Regions from separate parts of the Mus musculus genome. Here region 1 is linked to region 2. The links are chromatin loops, found by intact Hi-C in ENCODE. Cell type or tissue: heart. All regions are shown on one strand. Region 1 overlaps Kdm2b (lysine (K)-specific demethylase 2B). Region 2 has its middle 2.9 kb from the start of Anapc5.

What was found. Peaks named below come from ENCODE experiments on the same cell type or tissue, not always from the same donor. Only the 100,000 strongest peaks of a DNase experiment are listed, where the experiment ranks them.
Region 1: a loop joins it to region 2, with 2.3 times the contacts of the local background. A loop is called at or near these places in 3 of 42 quality-filtered maps.

What each region holds. Positions count from the first base shown.
Region 1 is chr5:122,898,749-122,901,248 of GRCm38, forward strand. All of the region lies in intron 12 of Kdm2b (lysine (K)-specific demethylase 2B), which reads right to left. Among named protein-coding and RNA genes, the nearest start is that of Gm33118, 42 kb to the right of the region's middle. In heart, CTCF peaks have their summits at 860 and 1,495; DNase peaks (open chromatin) are centred at 963 and 1,683; H3K4me3 peaks cover 2,359 bases; H3K27ac peaks cover 2,056 bases.
Region 2 is chr5:122,823,034-122,825,533 of GRCm38, forward strand. No RefSeq gene overlaps it. Among named protein-coding and RNA genes, the nearest start is that of Anapc5, 2.9 kb to the left of the region's middle. In heart, a CTCF peak has its summit at 1,077; no DNase peak of the experiment used is centred here.

The DNA.
Region 1 (2,500 bases), 76 kb after region 2:
TTGCGTCCTGTCAAAGGCACTGGACCACAGGATGGACGGAGATATATATAGTCAAATTGGAAAAAGAGGTTAAGAGGAACGTCAACCCAGATGGACCAAAGCCTACTAAGATGGACTACTAAGATGTCCGGATGCCATGGTAACGGTAAACGGTTGGCAGGATTAATTGGGCAGACCTAAACTGAACCAGGAGTCGAGGCAGGAACTAGATAGCAAGAATTTGAGAGCCATGGACACAGGGGGAGCTACCTGAGGCAAACATTCCAAGTCCAAACCTCCTGATTTGTCCCTGGATTCGCCCAACTGAAAAACTTGTGAGACTCATTAACACTTAGAGGGTGGGCAAGACTAGAGCAACAGAACCAAAAAAAAAAAAAAAAAAAAAACCCCAAACACCAAACTCTATCTCTGTTAAATAAAAAACTACGGAACTACAGGCACAGTAACCACTCAAAGGCAGCCCTACAGCATTACTTCCTCACTGACGCCCGAGGCTGGGGTTGGGGGTGTGTGTGTGGGGGGGTGATGTTCCGATGTCTTCGCTGGAACGTCTTTATTCCACCAAGGAAATGCAGGCAGCATTATAAAAAGCATCTTATACACACAGGCCGTCCAAAGCCCACACGATAAGGTGACCCATCCCAATCCTAATTCCTTGGACATGTCTACCTGGCCTGTCTTACTGCAAATGCTATTTTTCCACATTGTGCTCCGCTGAAAAGCAGCAGCACCCTCAACTTCCTTCCCGGGTGTCCTAAAGACGAACCTCGGAGTAAATCTTCCCGGTAAACACACCCAGAGCTTTGTTTTACACGCAGAATTCCACTCCGGTCTCTCTCTGCTCCGAGAGAGAGGGGCTCGGACTCCTGGTGGCGGAGGCCAAGGGCGATCGCCAGGTTCCGGATGGCCCGCGCCGGCCGCGGCTCGCACCCCTTCCTGTCTCGGCTACCCACGGCGGGCGAGCGCGCGGCGCCCAGACAAAAGCTCGGGCCGTCGGCCCACGGGCCGCGCGGGGCGCCCTCCGGTCCCCCGATGCAACTTTGCCCGCGGGAGGCGATGAGGCGCCGCGGGGCCCGCTGCGCTCCGCAAGCGCGTGGGCCGCGGGGCTACCGAGCCGAGGAGGGCGCGGTGCGCCCCGCCACTCACCCGCGGGGCCGGGGCCCGCGCCACCCCGACGGCCAGGCCCGCAGGCCCACATTGTCCGTGGCGCCGCAGCGGTCCTGCCGCACACGCCCCCTGCCCGCGCCCGCCCCGGGCCCGCCGGCCGACCGGCTGCGGCCGCCAAACTTTCTCCTCGGCGCGGCGTCTCGGTCGCCTGCCTCACTCAGCGCGTCAGGCAGGAGCTCGCCGGGTCGAGCCGCGCGGGTCCCTCCCTCAGCCCCACCCCGGGGGCCGCCGACCTGGTCGGGCTCCGATTCATAGTCGTCGTCCTCGGCGCTCACGGACATGGCCATGGCTCATGGTGGGCCCAGCCTCGCGCGCGCTGACATGGCTGGAGCAGCGCCGCCGCCGCCCGCAGGGAGCAGGCTCGGCTCACCCTGGCTAGCGCTCGGGCTCCCGCGCGGCGAGGAGGGAGCCGCCGCCGCCACCGCGCGCCTCGCACGCCCGCGCGGGAGGGGGCGGGGCGGGGCCGGTGCTCATGCATATGCATGAGGCGAGCCAGGAAGGGGCTGGCCCCCCGGGCGGGCGGACCAATGACGCGGCCGCGGTGCTCGGCCCCGCACACAAAGGGAGCCCGGCCTGTGGTGACACGGGGGCGGACCCGTGGAGGGAGGCCGCGGGGCGCGCGGCGCGGGGACTGGGGCTGCGTGGGGGCGTGCCCCGCGCCCCGCCCTAACGGGTCCGCGCCGCGCGCTGCGGGATACATATAGGTGGCTTGCTTGCATGGCGCCACTGCCGCCGCAAGCTGCCACAGGAAATGTACACCCGTCTTGGGGTGGGGTCTTTTGTGTGGTCCCTAAGGGGCGTCTCGTGAGTCCCGGTCCAATGGCCACGGGAGAACCGCCCTATGTGCAACACCAGGCACAGGTTCCCAGGTCTCCTGCAGCAGGATCTGCTTGCGAAGATCGGGATCTGATGCCCGCGAGTCCCAGAGGCCCCCAACCCAGAGTCCGCAGGCCTGTCGGCCTCGGGAAGAATTGGGGCCTCTGTCCTCTCAGCTCTTCCGTTCGCCTTTCCAGGTTGAAATTCGGTGTCAATTTAGCTAGAAATCTGAGGTGTTGCAGGCTCCAGCTGCTAGACTAGGAGCTGTCAGAGAGAATACCCCAAGACTTGGCCTTGAGACGGTCATCCCACCCTCTTGGAGAGAACCACTACTCTCTAGTGCTCACGAGCTGACTTCAGAGAGGTTGCAGGTGCTGCAGTCCGGAGCACAATAATCCTAGGAGATTGGGCAGGAAAGGTGTAGGTTTCTGGATTCTTCAACAGTGAAGAATTCTCACCATTGAACTCCGGAAACAGCCCAACATGGCAGAACATCGTCGCTAGGAATCCAGCCTGA
Region 2 (2,500 bases):
TATGTAAGTACATTGTAGCTGTCTTCAGACACACCAGAAGAGGGTGTTAGATCTCATTACGGATGGTTGTGAGCCACCATGTGGTTGCTGAGAATTGAACTCAGGACCTTCAGAAGAGTAGTCAGTGCTCTTAATCTCTCCAGCCCCCGTTTTCATAGCTCTTGAAACAAAAAAAGATATGTACTATTCAACTTCTGCTGCATACAAACACAAATTGGGCCTGTTTTCTTCTGTCAGTCCTGTTTGTTTAATAAGTGATATTTGTCCTAAGAGATTACTCAGTGGCTAAGCTGCTTTTCCAGAGAACCAGAGTTTGTGCCGCAGCACCTACATCAGAGACCACGTAACTATTTATGTAGGGGTGGGGGGGCTTGTTGGGTTGTTTGAGTTGTTTTTTATTTTTTTCAAGATAAGGTTTTCCAGCCAGGCGTGGTGCCGCACGCCTTTAATCCCAGCACTCAAGAGGCAGAGGCAGGTGGATTTCTGAGTTCAAGGCCAGCCTGATCTACAAAGTGAGTTCCAGGACAGCCAGGACTATACAGAGAAACCCTGTCTCAAAAAAAAAAAAAAAAAAAAAAAAAGATAAGGTTTTCCTGTGTGTATATGCTCCGTCCAGGGAGTGGCACTATTAACTATTAGGTGTGGCCCTGTTCAAATAGGTGTGGCCTTTTTGGAGTAGGTGTGGCACTGTGGGTGGGTGTGGGCTTTAAGACCCTCATCCTAGCTGCCTGGAAGTCAGTATTCTGCTAGCAGCCTTCAGATGAAGATGTAGAACTCCCAGCTCCTCCTGCACTGTGTGCACCGTAGATGCTGCCATGCTCCCACCTTGATGATAATGGACTGGACCTCTGAACCTGTAAGCAGCCCCAATTAAGTGTTGTTCTTTTTATAAGAGTTGCCTTGGTCATGGTGTCTATTCACAGCAGTAAAGACATTCTGTGTAGCTCTAGCTGTCCTAGAACTTGCTCTATAGACCTAGCTCGTTTTGCCTCTGCCTCCCAAGGTCTGGGATTGAAGGTGTGTTCTACCATTGCCAAACTTTTCCAATTATCTTTAACCCAGCTCTGGGAGCTCTGACTCCTCCTGGTCTCCTCTGGTACTGCACATACATGCACATACCTCTACATAAGCAACCATACATGCAAATGATTAAAAAAAATTAGGTCTGGAGAGATGACTTAACAGTAAAGAGCACTTACTGCTCTTGCAGAGGACACAGGTTCAATCCCCCCATCCACAAGGTGGCTCACAAACATTTGTAACTCTAGTTCCAGGGACTCCAAAGCCCTCTTCTGCTCTCAGGTACTGGGCTTGCTCAGGGTGTGTGTGTGTGTGTGTGTGTGTGTATACATGCTAGCAAAAATAATACCTCATGTACATAAAATTTTTAAAAATGAATCCTAAAAAGAAAGAAAGAAAGAAAGAAAGAAAGAAAGAAAGAAAGAAAGGACTGAAAACTAGTAGGCTTTGAAGTTATTTTGCACGGCAGGCAGATGCCTGATTTACATTATCTGAGAACACTGAACACCTGGAGCACAACCACACCAGCTTTTCCTCTGAGTCATCAGAGAGTTGCTCTTCAATGTGACATCTGCAGCTCCCGTTACAGATGGGAGAGCCAGCAGAGCGGTCTCAGAGAACTGGTTTACCTGCTGCTAGTCAAACCCAAACCTTCCCGAAGGGGCAGACCCCAATCACAGTACTTGTGAAAATCCTGCTGGGGCTGGGCTGGAGAGATCGCTCAGTGGTCCCAGCAACCATGTGATAGCTCACAACTATCTGGAATGGGATCTGACGCCCTCTTCTGGTGTGTCTGAAGACAGCGATAGTGTACTCATATATATCAAATAATTCTTTGAAAAAAAAATTGAAGACTTTTCTGTGGAGAGGGCTGAGTTTTTTGAGACAGGATCTTGCAACTTAGCTTGGTTAATCTAAACCTAACATTAGGCCACTCTGGCTTTGATTTTATGGCTATTCTCCTGCCTCAACCTCCCAACCACCAAGATCATCACAGTGTGTACTGCCACACATCTAGCTTTTTTTTTTTTTTTTTGAGACCTCTTGCTTCTACTTTCCAGCTTGTTGCCACTGGACCTGAAGACAAATCATCTTTCTACTCCATAAAACCGACCTTGCCTTGCCCCACTTAAAATCCTTTGGGGGAGGAGGGCAGGGCCAAAACAACGATTTGAAAAAAATGGAGGCATGGGGAAGGGGCCTCCATTGTGCACTGCCCATGAGTGCAAACAGACATCTCATCAGGTAAAGGACCGGAAACATCAACCCTGCCGACATTAGTTCCGGGCTCAGGACTCACAGGGTGCAAGGGGAAAAAGGATCCCCTCAAGCTGTCCTCTGTCCTCCATACCCGGGTTGTGGCATGTGCACACACATACACAGATAGGTAGACAGACAGACGGACGGACAGATATAATAAGAATGTATTTTAAAAGAGGCTGGGGGTGCGGTTCTATGAGAGAGCACTTGTGGAGCGCAC